Linked DNA regions of Homo sapiens: region 1 is linked to region 2. Evidence: chromatin loops called from intact Hi-C (ENCODE). Cell type or tissue: Calu3. All regions are shown on one strand.

Region 1 (8,000 bases), 250 kb before region 2:
TTGCCATTGCTTTTGGTGTTTTGGACATGAAGTCCTTGCCCACGCCTATGTCCTGAATGGTAATGCCTAGGTTTTCTTCTAGGGTTTTTATGGTTTTAGGTCTAACGTTTAAATCTTTAATCCATCTTGAATTGCTTTTTGTATAAGGTGTAAGGAAGGGATCCAGTTTCAGCTTTCTACATATGGCTAGCCAGTTTTCCCAGCACCATTTATTAAATAGGGAATCCTTTCCCCATTGCTTGTTTTTCTCAGGTTTGTCAAAGATCAGATAGTTGTAGATATGCGGCATTATTTCTGAGGGCTCTGTTCTGTTCCATTGATCTATATCTCTGTTTTGGTACCAGTACCATGCTGTTTTGGTTACTGTAGCCTTGTAGTAGAGTTTGAAGTCAGGTAGTGTGATGCCTCCAGCTTTGTTCTTTTGGCTTAGGATTGACTTGGCGATGCGGGCTCTTTTTTGGTTCCATATGAACTTTAAAGTAGTTTTTTCCAATTCTGTGAAGAAAGTCATTGGTAGCTTGATGGGGATGGCATTGAATCTGTAAATTACCTTGGGCAGTATGGCCATTTTCACGATATTGATTCTTCCTACCCATGAGCATGGAATGTTCTTCCATTTGTTTGTGTCCTCTTTTATTTCCTTGAGCAGTGGTTTGTAGTTCTCCTTGAAGAGGTCCTTCACATCCCTTGTAAGTTGTATTCCTAGGTATTTTATTCTCTTTGAAGCAATTGTGAATGGGAGTTCACCCATGATTTGGCTCTCTGTTTGTCTGTTTCTGAAGTTACTTATCAGCTCCATTCCTGTTCTGCTCCCTCTACTGGCTGCCAGGTAATTAATTGTCTTCACTGCAAATGTTAGCTGTTATTTTTCAAGGCTACCAGGAAGCTGGAGAGAGAGAGATGGCTCCAGTGCTACCAAATTAACTGTTCTTACCAAGATTCAACAATGTTTCTTGAATAAATTCTTCTAGAATTTTGAAAAAGTTGAATCTGACCATTTTTGTCTGTTTTTTCACTACTTTTATGGAGGGCAGATTTGTTTTCTTCTCCACTAAAAAATAATTTAAAATTTAATTTTAATTTTAGATGCAGGGGGTCCATGTGCTGGTTTGTTACATGGGTATATTGTATGATGCTGAGGTTTGGGTGTGGATCCTGTCATCCAGGTAGTGAGCATTGTACCCAACAAGTAGTTTTTCAACCCATGTCAGCATCCTAAGCGAATTAATGCAGGAACAGAAAATCAAATAACACATGTTCTCATTTATAAGTGGGTGCTGAACATTGAGAACACAGGAACATAAAGATGGGAATAATAGACAGTGGGTACTACTGTGGGAGAGGGATGGAGAGAGGGCAGATTGTTAAAGGTCCTTACTTCATCATTTTCGCTGATGTCTCCTGTAGCAGCTTTTAATTTTGAGAACTGTTTTCTCACTCTTAAATTTAGCTGTTTCCAGAGTTCAATAGATTTCATCTAAGGTAGATGATGATCTTGGGGTTGAACAATAAAATAACAAAGTACACATATTTATCTAATTAATTGCATAAAATTTTATGAAATTGCAACCTATTTTATTTAGTGTATGTAATAGTTACATTTTCACCTAAACTGTTTTCTGAACAAGTTCCAATTTATAGAAATTTCATGTGATTTACACAATAAATGGTTTTTAGTGATGAATAAAACTGTATAGACATTCATAGATTACTAATGAACTTCAGAATATCACTAGAGTTATCAAAGAAATAAGTTTTCCATTAGTCTATGAACAATGAATTAAAAAGTGAATACAGAAAGCTTCTAACAAAGGGATAAATATAAAATGTAGAACATTAGAAAACTTACTGCTAAACAGTTTTCAAGTAAGAAATATAATGTAATAATAAATATATGAAAAGGTAATTTGCTAAGTGATATGCTAACAAGATACAAATACCACATACAAATAAGGCATCCTTTTATGTGTACAGAAATAGTATGGATGACTTTTAAGGAAAGTAACCACTAGGTGCATTCTCTGGGTGGAGAGGTTCACTATTTAATGAGGGTAGCAATCATACATGTGATTAGAAATAACTTCTGACAATAATGACAAAAATGGCTCTTGGAGAAAACATATTGAAGGTTTGCACTTTATATTTTACAGATGGAAAATTATTTATTTATTTATCAACTCAGATACTTAAAACCCTATATTAAATCTCTTTACTGTGCCTTAATGAAGTCTCTGGCAGATTTTATAGCTTTCTGGTCACTTTCAGGGCTTAAAGACTTCAGTCCAGCACAATTTAAAAGATTTCTCTGCTCTGTCAGCTCAGACCTAAACCAGGTCCTGGGAATCTGCATTGGCAAGCAGTGGGTGGTCTGATCTACTTTCCTGCGTTGTTTCTCCTTCTCTGTCTTGTTCACATGGGGTTTGTTTTGGATATATTCCTTTTTCCCATATATTGGGGTCTCAGTGGATAGTTTGGATGGGTGCTGCAGACTTTATAATCAGTAATATCTCTCTCTGTCCCTCCCCGCAAGTAGTGCCCACTGTTTATTGTCCCCATCTTTAGGTCCCTGTGTTCTAAATGTTCAGCACACATAAATAAGAACATGTGTTATTTGGTTTTCTGTTCCTGTGTTAATTCGCTTAGGATGATGGCATGAGTTGAAAAACTACCTGTTGGGTACAATGCTCACTACCTGGGTGACAGGACCTATACCCAATCAGGGACGCCTCCCCAAATCCAGGGCACATGGCAAGCTCTTTCCAGCATCCCCTCACTGTTCTGTATGCTGGCAGTCAACCCAGCACAGCTGAACATCTCTCTTTCCACAGCACATCAAGCATCCGAATGAGATACAATACATCATCTCACTTTCCTGCAGAGACCCCCAATATCTCAGAGTGATTTTCTTATGGACTCTTTGCTTGGCTTGAAAAGTGGGAAAAACAAACTCTCCTTACTCACAAGGGGAGAAAAGGGGAAAATGCCACAGCTATTATCCCAAAGATATAAATTCCTTACTCCAAGAAACAATCTATTTCAAAGAATGCTTCTAGAATGTCTAGGCCAGTCTATATATATAGGCTGATTAGATGTGTCAGTGATGATCATAGGACTGGTTCTGCTTTTTTTTTTTTCTTTTTTTTTTTTTTTTGAGACAGAGTCTTGCTCTGTTGCCCAGGCAACAGAGTTCAGTGGTGCGATCTTGGCTCACTGCAGCCTCCACCTCCCAGGTTCAAGCGATTCTCCTGCCTCAGCCTCCCTAGTAGCTTGGATTACAGGCATGCAGCACCACGCTCAGCTAATTTTTGTGTTTTTAGTAGAGGCAGGGTTTCACTATGTTGGCCAGGCCGGTCTCGAAATCCTGACCTCAAATGATCCACCCACTTTGGCCTCTCAAAGTGCTGGAATTACAGGCCTTAGCCACCCCACCCGGCCAGTTCTGCTCTTTTATAGTATGCTGGAGGCATACCAGGGAACTCCTTGTTGCAGAATGTTGGGGTACTGTGGAGAGGGAGTGTGACAGGGTTAATTTCCTGGACCTCAGGATGCAGAAGCTTCAAAGCCCATCCTCTGAAAGCTGCCTAGTCCTCACTTCCCCCCTGAGGCCTTGGTGTAATCTCTATCCACCCTCCAAAGTCAGCTGAATCCTTAATGAGGTGGGCATGGGTGGGGGGGGGGTCTTAGTTTATTTCCACCCATCTCCATCTTTGTCCCCCTCTTCATGGGTATCTGTGATGGTACAGGGCTTACGTTTGGTTCCTGAGGGAGGCTACTCCTCTTATCTGTTATTATAGGCTGAATTGTGTCCTCCCAAAATTCATATGTTAAAGTCCCAAGCCCAGGACCTCAGAAAGTGACCATATTTGGAGACAGGGTATTTAAAGAGGGAGTTAAGTTAAAATGAAGTCATCAGGTGTGGGCCCTAATCCAATATGGCTGGTGTCCATATATGAAGAGAAAATTAGAACACAGACATGCACAGAGGGAAGACCAAGTGAGGACACAAGCAGAAGATGGATGTCTGTAAGCTAAGGAGAGAAGAAACAAAGCCCATCAACTCTCGATGTAAGACTTCTGGGATCCAGAATTGAGAGAAAATGAATTTCTGTTGTTTAAACCACTTTGTGACACTTGGTTTTGGCAGCCTTAGCAAACTAACACATCTGTCTTCCAAGGGTTTCCATGTCCAACATTTTCTCCAACTCTGCTCCTATTATTTCTTATTTCACAGCCGTGTCACACACTTGTCCAAGTCTCTTGAGTAAGGCTGTAAACCCTTGGATTAGGGTTTTAGCACTTCTGTGCACTGAGGGAGAGGTGGAGCATCCAATTTGCCTTACACACATGGGACGGTAGGGGGCGACAGAATCAGAGGCAGGAGTTTAGAAATGGCAGTAAATCCTGGAGATTTTGCTGGGCTACAGTAATGAGGATAGGCGAAGAGCAGGAAGCTGCTGCAGAGGTCACAGCAAATCCCTTTTTCTTTCAAGACCTGATGGGATGCTGTCAATCCCAAGTAATCAGAGTCAACTGTGTTTTCCTCTATGAAGCATGGAACTCTGGTCTGCTTTTTATGTGGTGTATCTGGTTAACATAGCAAAACTTATATGTGATTATTATGTGTCAGGTACTATTTAAAGTGCTTTAATAAATTTCTATATTGTAAATAATATTTTAATTTCATACTTTATTTTTATTATATCTTATATAAATTAACACACACACATACAGCCTAAGCCAGGTTTGTCCCTATAAAATATTTATTCTATTTTATCACACACACACACACACACACACACACACACACACACCCCAACAACCCAGTTAATTGACCTTCTTATTGTCCTTATTTTATAGAAACCAAGTTCTTTCCAGATAAGGTAAGTATCTTGCCCAAAGTTGAGTTGGGGGCAAGGCGCAGTGGCTCACGTCTGTAATCCCAGCACTTTGGGAGGCCAAGGCAGGCAGATCGCTTGAGCCCAGGAGTTGGAGACCAGCCTGGGCAACATGGTGAAACCCCACCTCTACAAAAAATACAAAAAAATTTATCCAGGTGTGTTTGTGTGCACCTATAGTCCCAGCTACTAGGGAGGCTGAGGCTGGAGGTTCACCTGAGCCCAGAAAGTCGAGGCTGCAGTGAGTCATGACTGCACCACTGCACTCCAGCCTGGGTGACAGAGTGAGACATTGTCTCAAAAGAAAGTAAAAAATAGGCAGGGCGCCGTGGCTCACGGCTGTAATCCCAGCATTTTGGGAGGCTGAGGCGGGCGGATCACGAGGTCAGGAGATCGAGACCATCTTGGCTAGTCTTGGAGAGTGGTGAAACCCCGTCTCCACTAAAAATACAAAAAATTAGCCGGGCGTGGTGGCAGGCACCTGTAGTCCCAGGTACTTGGGAGGCTGGGGCAGGAGAATGACGTGAACCCGGGAGGTGGAGCTTGCAGTGAGCCGAGGTCGCGCCACTGCACTCCAGCCTGGGCCACAGAGCGAGACTCCATCTCAAAGAAAAAAAAAAAGAAAGTACAAAAACTGAGTTAGGGCTCAAACCCACACACTGGCTCCCGAGTCTGTGCTCTTCACCTCTGGCTGTGTAGCTCCCTTGTGTGTGTCCTGACTTCCATGTCCAGCTTGTATGTTCCTATGTGGCAGGGAGTGTGTCTTGCCCATTTTCATGTCCATTCCTTTAGTCTTTCTTTCCTCACTCAGCCTTGTTCTTGGTGTTTGGGAGACATTTGAAGCTTAATAAATATTTGCTGAGTTATTGACCTCTCTTCTCATTTCACAGTCAAAAACTTAAGGTTCAAATCCAAGGCCCCCAAACATCTTGACTCCTATAGTTATTGCAAGGACTGACAGGGTGAGGTTCTGTGATGTTTCAGTCCCAAGGAAGCAGGGACCTATTTTAATAGAGATTCCTTGAGTTTTCTTTTAAGATTCCAACTTCGGCCGGGCGCGGTGGCTCATGCCTGTAAACCCAGCACTTTGGGAGGCCAAGGCGGGCAGATCACGAGGTCAGGAGATCGAGACCCTCCCTGCCAACATGATGAAACCCCGTCTCTATGAAAAATACATGAAAATGGGTTTGATGGTACATGCCTGTAATCCCAGCTCTTCGGGAGGCTGAGGAAGGAGAATTGCTTGAACCAGGGAGTCAGAGGTTGCAGTGAGCCAAGATCACGCCACTGCACTCCAGCCTGGCAACAGAGTGAGACTCCATCTCAAAAAAAAAAAGAAAAACAGATTCCGTCTTCAATAGGTCTTGTCTACTTCACATCTCTGACATTATTTAAGCTAACTCTATGAAGTATGCTGCGTCACTATTATAAAAGGAAGAGGTTAAGGAGGGGGAAAGAAACACACATTGAATGACTTCCCTGTGTCAGGCTCCGTGCTAGTAAGTTTAGATTTGCAGTCTAATTTATTCTCAGACCAATCCCCAAATATTAGGCAGTATTTTTTCCATCATTACAGATATAGAAACTGAGGCTGAGAGAGGTTAAATAACTTCCCTGAGACCACAGGCCAGAGAATCAAAAGGATTTTCCTACCACACCACCAGGGGGTGTCTCAACAAGAGTGACAACTCAGCGAGCCTGAGTCTGGGCTCTGGGAGATTTAGGATTTGTGTTTGTACTTAGGCTGTTCAGAAAGTGACCTGGGGTGACTTCACTGGACAGCCCTGAATGAAGACCAAAATTCCTCTCAACTCCAAGAGTCCTGGGAGAGCAGGTTTACATCCCTCATCCCTAGTTTCCCCCTTGTCATATGGGACAGGATTGCTGTCCCTTGAGGGACCTCTCCAGCTGGCGAAGGGTCTTCTCTAGCTCCACTGAGAGTTGCAGCATCTGTGGTTTTCTTAAGGGGCTGAAATTCAGCAGACATGGGTTCTGGGCCTGCTACTTTCTAGCCATGTGGCTGAAGGCCAGCTGCATCTCTGTTCTGGCTCTGGGTCTCCGTTCTCTGATCTGGGGAGAAATCGACCCTGACCACTGCATATACCACTGCCCAACACTCCTTCTAGGGCTTAGTCCTGAAACCCGATGATTATAAATTCATTCCTTTATCTTGAGAGTTGGTATCTATTGAAACACAGATATATTCCCCAGGCAAGGGCCATGCTTAATTGTGAGTAAGTTTCAGATGGTTTACAGAGACTGGATTTTGAATGAACAGGAGAAAAGGAAGAGACCCTGAGGGCACTGGCCAAAGGTGAGATGCCCAGATCTGGGAATACCACCAGGGGAAGGTCTGCCTCCCCAAGCCACTTCACAGTGTTGCTGATACCAGAAGACTCAGAAACAGGGCACTGGCACTCATAGTTTTTTTGCTGCAACCATCCAATTCTCCTCTCTGAACCTCAGTTTCCATATCTGTCCAGCCATTGTCTACCAGAGCTGGATTCAACTGGATTCAGCTCACAGCTTGACTAGGGTTTTCTTCCCACCAGACTTAGTAAGGCCATTAGTATGGATGCAGTCCCATCAGAGGAGGCAGATTGAGCTCTGCCTGGCAACAATTACCTGCCTTGCTGTCCATTCTCCTGGGTGGACCTCTGCCCTCTCTGAGCATCTTGGCTGGGAGTTGGTCTGTGCCTTCGCTTCTAACCAGAAGTTGAGGAGTAGGGCTGGAGGTGGAAACACCAAGGAGGAGAATTGTTTTCCTGTTTACTACAGAGCAGTGGAGAGGGACATGGTTAACCTTCATGTCTGACCCTGAGCTGTGCCACCCTGGGCATGCTAGTGAAATAATAGACATTTCACTATTATTGGGGAACATCCTGGTCCTGGTCTGCTAACAAGTGGAATAATATCTATTATTTATTTAAGCAATTATCTAAATTGACATTTGCTTTCCTTTTTATCTTTCTCATATTCTGACTTCCCAAGCTTTGAGTGAGACAAGCAAAAACACCCAGGAGAGGATAGCACATATTCACACAGCACTTTACAGCCTAAGGAGCACTTTTATATTCACTGTTTAATTGAATGCCCATGGTATCT
Region 2 (8,000 bases):
TGACTCACAGAACTCAGAAAAGTGCTTTATCTATGATTACCGGTTTATTATAAAACAAATGAACCTCAGTAGCAGTCAAATGGAAGGGATGTATAAGGCAATGTATGTGTGGATATGAGGCACAGAGCTTCTAAGTCCTCTCTGGTCACACCAGCCTTTCAGAAAATTAGTATGTTCTAGGTTGGTAGCCAGAAGCTTATGGAACCTATCCTTCAGGGGTGTTCATGGAGGTCCCATATGTAGGCATGATTGAGTAAATCACCAGCTATTGGTGAGGCTGAAAGTTCCTACTCTCTAATCATGTGTTTGGCCTTTCTGGTGACCAACCCTCAATCTTGAAGCTATCTAGGGGGTCCATCACAAGTCGTCTCATTAGCATAAACTTAGGTGTGGCCTAAAGAGGCTTGTTATGAGAAACAAAAAGGGTTTCACTGCCAAGGGTTTTAGGAGCTGTGCGTCAGGAACTAGGGACAAAGTCCAAATACATATTTTGTATAATACCACAGCCATCATTGTAACACAAAGCCCTCAGGAATACATTTATTTCATGCAGTGAAGCTCTTTTGCCATCACCATCATGGTTAAACTTACCTTCATCACTAACAAGAACATCATCACTGTGATCACAGCCACTCCCATCAGTGACCTTGATCCTTTGAGCAAACCTCCCTTAACTGGTCCAGACCTATTATTCACTTCCTTTGTAAACATCTGAAATTCTTTCAGTAAGTTCCACATTTTTGACACTCAATTGAATACTGCTTTATGTCCCAATAGATTTTTGTTAATTCTCAGGGGTGGTTTTCTCATGTTTGTCCTTTCTAAGTCCTTATAAAGTTGTCTTCTAACTCTTGATTTTGTATCACTCAAGCCCATTCATTGACAGAAAGATTAAATCATGACTTTTGCTCTACTTCTCTGAAATCAGACTCTCTGAGGTCACAATTAATGTCCAAACAGCCAAATGGAGTGGGCTCACTGGAACATTTGACAATGGGGATCATCTGCTTCATAGAATTTTCTCTATCTTTAATAACAATGCACCACTGTTCCTTAATATTTGCCTTCTCTTTGGCTAATGCTGACCATTCTATGCAGTGTTCATGCTGTCCAACTATGAAAGCCTGGGGTCCTGGGACCTCTTTGTTCCTAATGACTGTGGTGCCCTCCTCCTTGCTCCTGGCATCAGCCAGGTCCCTATGTCATGCTCCAGGCAGAATTATGCACCCTCCACACTCCAGTGGCTCTCAGGGCTTATCTATCAGAAATTACCTGTGTATTCCTCTGTCTTCCACACTGGCCTGTGAATCCTTCAGGAAAGGAATAATTATCCTTGTATATTGAATACTTAGTAGAGTGCCTCTGCCAAGGTGGAACAAATTAACTATCTGCCAAATTAAGTCATTTTGTCTCTAGTTTCAGATGTATCAATAAGGCAAGAATATGGATTTTCACATATCACAGTATTCTCTACCCTTGTACTCTCCCTTAAAGCAAAGTCCAATGGACTCTCCTGTGACCAAATGGCAGCATTTGTTACTTCCCCCTCTACACCCCCACAGCTTCTCATAGCACTGACCCACCATGACCCTATAATGCCTTAGGCTGTCTCCTAGTCCCTGCTTCACTGCCCCTTGGATTTTCTTCCCTAATCAGTGACCTGAGCTTCACTCCCTTTCTTGACCTGCTTGTACATCCTCATGTCCCATCTGAATGGTATCCCTGTAGGACTGTTAATGGAATATTAACAGTTAATGGAGGCATTGACAGATAATCACATCCAAGGGTCATGTCTCATTTAACCTAGTGTGTGCTGTTCTTCAGAGCACTTCTGAAGCCCAAAGAATGTTATCCTAAGACACATCCTCTGCCCATGTGTCTATAAAGCAGCCAATCATTTGTTCTTTTATTCAGTCAGTCAATCTTTAACTCATTTATTCTTCAAGGCTACCCTCTGTGTTTATGGTTATTCCTAGAGACATGAAGATGAATAAAGTCTAGTATAGATTCTGCCTTCAACATGCTATCCATGTGGAAGAGCAGAAAGACATACAAATGGACATGACATTGTCCTGGTGTAAAAGTTTTTAGGAGCCCATCTCTGGGTCATGTTGCCCTCTTACAGCACATAATAGAATGTTTCACAGTGCATTGTTTACATTTATGTCCTCAAGGCAACTTGGCTCATATTTATGACAAGAGCATCTTACAAAACCAAAGCCCAAGACAAATAATACATATTTACAGAATTAATGAATGAGTGAATGCATGAAGGTGGAATGGCTGGCTTGCAGCAGGCCTGTGGAGCAGATACCTGGGCCATCTCTAGTTCCTGGGATTCCTCTTGGCCTCTGTCCAGGGAGATCCTGGAGCCTCAGGGCTGGGAGTGTGGCAAGAGTCATCCTGCTCCCAGGTTGTGAAAGTGACTGTTCTGCATACACAGTCTGTGCCTCACTCCCAGGGAGACACCAGGCCCAGGATAGAAGGGCTCCAGTGCAGGGCTTCTCAGTCCTTAGCCTTGTCAATTATTACTGACAGCTCCTGCATCCTCCACTGAGCCATGTGAGTGCTTGGCAAAGACGGCTCCAGGGGTAATAGGACTGTGTGAAAAGAGAGACAGAAGAAGGCAGGCAAAGACGAAGGCATCACTGGGGGCCAGGGAGGAGGGGAAGGATGGTGAAACCTACAGCCATTGTGGTTTTTAGTAGTACTTCCTTCCAATTTATTTACTGTAAAATGAATGTTCTTGGATATGTCATCCTCCCACCAGAAATCCCTGAGTTTAGGAGTCAGAAAATGACTAAACTACCTTGTTTCCCTTGGGGAAAAGAAGGCTTATGTAGGGCTGACTTTGAAGGGCATGGAGGGAGAAGGCCAGAATACTCCAGTTGAGGCAAAGTGGACTGAAGACAGGGAGGGTATTTATTAGGCTTACATTCCTCCAAGTCAGTTTCCAAATTCCTTTGTAGAAGTTGGTTCATGAACCAGCTTTTTGCTGGGGGGTAGGTTTCTATGAAATCCAGGAGAAAAAAATAATAGTTCTTGATATTGTGCACTGATTTCTTTTTTTTTCTTTCAGGTTGACTGAACCTTTCCCGACATGTCTTGCCATTAAAACCAGCAGCAGTGCCAGCCCCTTTTCAAGTGCCCTCCAAATGCCTCACTTCTAAGTGAGGCACACCAGTGCCCAGCCCCATGTGTCCCTCCAGTCTTGTTCTGCCGCAGTGTCAGCTCCGGGGATTGTTGTGGCCCCAGCTCTGGGGGCTGCTGCAGCTCTGATTGGTGGCTGCTGACTGAGCCACCACAGGCCGTCTCTTCCACTGATACCAGACCTAGAACCCTGACTGCTGTGAGTGTGAGCCCACTAAGGGCTCTGGCTGCTGCCACAGCTGTAGGGGCTGCTGCTGACCTGGGCCCTTTCTGCAGAGGAGCAGTGATGGGAGGACCCAACTAAACATGGACCTCCCTTTCTGAGCTTTCCTCCCCTCTCATTCTTTCTTCTCTTGTGGTGCTAGAGATGTTAAGACAAACTCTTCTCAGAGGACTCAACCCTGTGTTCTGTACAAACTCCCCAAGCTCCTAACCCCATGCCCCTGCAAAACCCCTCTGTGGAACATCAGATCCTAAATCACATAAAATTTCTTCCTCTAGTACCACCTGCTCCTTGTTCTTGATCCTCACACACATACACACACACTGCCTCCCCAGTAACCCACTCCTCCAAGCTGATTAGTGTTTTCCAGGAAAGGTGGCCCAATTCAGTCTCCAGACATCCCGGAAAACACACTGCTTTGTCCAGACAACCTCAGAGTGACCTCATCATGTAATCTGGAAATAGTACCTGCTTCCCTTCTGCCAGTCCCAGGGTTAGGGACTAGAAATGCCACATGTGTCTAGGGGAAGACACTCCTATGCTTATGTTGACATATTAATTTAGAGAAAATTGTAGTATTTATTCCGTTTTATTTTTATAGCATTCTTTGATAAATAAACAAGAAAAACAAAACCAACAGAACTGAGAGATGAAGACAGAGATGCGGAGTGCCCACCTGGAGGGTACATATGAGAGCTGGAACCTTAGCCTGAAGCTCCATTCTGTTTCCCTTTCAATCACACCTCATGTCACATGATCAGCCTATGTGATTTCATACTCCAAATAATTCTGGCTCATTGTAAGCTGTTTCGGAAATGATTATTTTCCCACTAGGTGGCATCATGATGTAACAAAAATGGCTACAATTAAGCAATAATAATAATATAATGGCAATAATGATAATTACCTTTATTGAGGGCTTATTCATGGCTTGACTCTTCACATATCTTTTCTTTAGCCTTTACAACCACCTATGAGGCAGCTATTGTTTACATTGTATGTATGATGAAACTAAAAAGGCCGAGAGAGAGCACGTGACTTGGTGTGACACACAGTTGGCTGGAGGGAAGCAACAGGGTAAGCGCAGATGTGTCTGACTTGGAGACTTTGCTGTTTCTTTGGGCCACTCAGCCTCCTAACTGCGGTTTTCACTTCTTGAGATTCAAACGAGAGAGTATTATGTCTGATGGTGCCTAGTGCTAGTATAGGGTCAACGATTCATTTCCTGTGTTGAAACAAATAGTCTCCATCCCTGTCTCTCTGCTTCCGCTCAACTTCCCAACACCATTCCTCACAGGGCACCTGGAGACTGGTCCCATCACGCCTCTACCTAAAACAGTTGCTATCGGTCTAAGGACATAGACCTGGTTCTTAAAACCAGGCACCAACTGGCCCCTTCTGCCCGCTGTTACCACACTGGCTGCTTTCAGTTCTGTGAAGGTGCCATGATCCCTCCTGCCCCCCACACACTCCTCTTGCACATGGAGTTCCCTTTCTAGCATGCTTTTCCCACTCCTTTGCTTCTACTTATCCTTCAGATCTCAGCCCCATAGCCGCTTATTCAGGAAAGCCCTCCCTGGCCCAGTTAGCTCTCCCCTGTCCTGTTCACCCACCCCTAGGGAGCTTTTGCTGCTCTGTGGACCTCTCCTGTCAAATATTAATCAAGGTTATCATTGGCTATTTGTCTCTGTGACCCTTGGGTTTGTCCTGCTGACCAAAAGCTCATTCAGCACTGGAATTGTATTTAATAGTTTGCATATCTTACCACTGTCTCCACAGGGCATAGCATGGTGCTTCTTACTTAGTAAATGCTTAATAAATATTTGTTGAGTGAATACTTGCATGAATGAATGAATGATTGAATCAGTATCCTCACCATTATCACCATCATCCTTTCATCATTGTTAGTATTGAAATATCTTTCTTAACTCTTCGTGTCCCTTGGACACATATATACTAAAAAATTTTGTAGTCTACCTCAAATTCAAATTTATCTGAATCTTGTATTTTTATTTGCTAAATCTGGAAATCCTGCCCCACACATTGGCCTTTTTGTGCTGTTGGCTACCCAACTTCATAATTGGAGATTCACAGCCCATCCTCTCACTCACTGCTTGACATGCGTGGCTGTTTCTCCAGAGTGGATGTTAAAGTCTTTGGAAGGCAGTGCCTTGTCTGTGTATCTTTGTGCTTTCCTTATTAGACTGTAAGATCCCTGGGGAAGAGGCAGTGAATACATGCTCAGGGAGTGCTTGTTGACTAAATGATGGTGACTATTCTTAATCCAATGTGAGGAATCTGGTAGGTGATCTGTAAATATATGTTGAGTGAACTAGACTGAATAAGCTCCACTTCATAAACTAAGATCTTTTCTATTCCAGGTAGAGTGTGTGAGATAACGACTATTAATAGGGAAGACCTTTAAAATGTAGTAATCACCAAAGGAAATACACAGTTTTCCTGGATTATGGGTTGACCTCTTGTGAACATGTCAATCAATGTAGGTGATTAGTATCCCCAGCACACTTGGGAAAGATACCTAACTGAGGTTCAAACAGAGGCTTATCCTATCTTTTAGAGGGAATTAGTATGGCAGAGAGGTTGGATCTCAAGGAGTTTGTGATTCTACGGTTCATAAATGTAATTTAGGTTTCACCAAGATTTATAGATATAGTCTCACAGACGTGTATATATGTGTGTGTGTAGATATATATGTACTTATGCATACAACATATATGTATATGCACATATGTATACACACATATATAATCTTTATTGAGATAATTCACATATCCATTTATTTAAAGTATACAACTCAATGTTTTTAGTGTATTCTCAGAGCTGTGTTATCATCACTACAATCTAATTTTAGAATGTTTTCCTCACCCCAAGAAATCCTGTAGCCAAAGTAGTCACACCCCACTCCCCCAAGTCCTATTTTCCATCTCTACAAATTTGCCTATTCTGGATATTTTATATAAATGGGATCATACAGTATGTGGTATTTTGTGACTGACTTCTTTCACTGAGCATAACATTTTCAAGGTTCAACCACGTTGGAGCGTGTATCAGATTTTTATTCTTCTTTATGGCTAATTAATATTCCCTCATATAGGTTAACCATGTTGTGTTTATCCATTCATCAGTTGACGGATGCATATGTTGTTTTCACATTTTGGCTATTGTGCATAATGCTGCTTTGAAACATTCATGTGCAAGTTTTTAAGTGGATATACGTTTTCATTTTGCTTGCATGGAATTTTCATTTTTGCTAGGAGTGGGATTAATGAATCATATAGTACTCTATGTTTAACTATGTGAGGAATTGTCAAATTGTTTTCCACAGTGACTGTACCATGTCCATCCCCACAGCAGTGTATTAATGGTTCCAATTTCTCCACATCCTCCCCAACTCTTGTTCTTGTCTATTTTTTCTGACTATAATAATGCTAGTGGGTATGAAGTGGTATGTCATTGTGGTTTTAATTTGTATTTCCTTAATGACTGATGATGTTGAGCAACTTTTCGTGTGCTTGTTGGCTGTTTGTATATCTTTTTTGGAGAACTGTCTATTCACATCCATTGCCCATTTTTAAATTGTATTATGTTCTTATTATTGAATCTCAAGAGTTTTTACATATTCTAGATAAAAGGCACTTTATAGATATATGAATTGCAAATATTTTCTCTTATTATGTGGGTCATCTTTTCATTTTTTAATGGTATCATTTGCAACTTGAAAGTTTTTAATTTTATTAAATTCAATTTTTCTATTTTTTTATTTGTCACTTGTGTTTTTGGTATTGTAGTTAAAAAACTATTGCTTAACCCAATGTCATGAAGATTTACTCCTGTGTTTTCTTCTAAGAGTTTTATAGTTTTAGCTTTTACATTTAGGTATATAATCTATTTTGAGTAACTTTCTGCGTATGATGTGAGGAATCATATATTTTTATCTTAATTTCATTTGTATATTCTTACAGGCAACTCTATATAGTCTTATTGCACAAATTTCTCTTCTTATCTTTCTATATGCATGTCTAATGATGATAGTCTGTTTTCACTGCTTTATGTCTATTTCTTTCATTGTTCTTCCTCAATCTATAGTTCTCTCTCTCTCTCTCTCTCTCTTTCTCTCTCTCTTTCCCTCTCTCTTTCTTTCTCTCTTTCTCTCTCTCTTTCTAACTCAATTTTTGTCTCTCTAATTTGAACCTAATATTAGGACCAGAAGTAATTTTAGAATTTATTTAGACCAACTGATTCCCAGATAATTCAAGTGATTTTGCTGGAGGCCAGATAACTTCTAATGTATTCTTTATTGTAATTAAATATGTTTATCATCAATTAATAAATTTTATAATAATAAATTAACTTTAGGCAAAAATATATTTAATAAAGTGTTAAATTCTAAACGGAAAGTAAGTTTTTCTTTGAAACTCACGGCAAACAAATAATTCAAACACAAAAAGTTAATCTGTATCATTACATTCTATTTAATAACTGAAATGTCTTTTTTTTTTTTTTGAAATGGAGTTTCACTCTCATTGCCCAGGCTGGAGTGCAATGGTACAATCTCAGCCCACTGAAACCTCCGCCTCCCGGGTTCAAGAGATTCTCCTGCCTCAGC

The links. Hi-C counts contacts between places; a loop is a spot of excess contacts. Peaks named below come from ENCODE experiments on the same cell type or tissue, not always from the same donor. Only the 100,000 strongest peaks of a DNase experiment are listed, where the experiment ranks them.
Region 1: it touches region 2 in a loop (2.5-fold over the local background); 2 of 110 quality-filtered maps call a loop at or near these places.

What each region holds. Positions count from the first base shown.
Region 1 is chr1:152,490,918-152,498,917 of GRCh38, forward strand. No RefSeq gene overlaps it. Among named protein-coding and RNA genes, the nearest start is that of LCE5A, 16 kb to the right of the region's middle. In Calu3, CTCF peaks have their summits at 4,349 (motif pointing right) and 6,558 (motif pointing right); DNase peaks (open chromatin) are centred at 4,354 and 6,564.
Region 2 is chr1:152,741,199-152,749,198 of GRCh38, forward strand. It overlaps the pseudogene LCEP1. Among named protein-coding and RNA genes, the nearest start is that of KPRP, 13 kb to the right of the region's middle. In Calu3, no CTCF peak of the experiment used is centred here; a DNase peak (open chromatin) is centred at 4,413.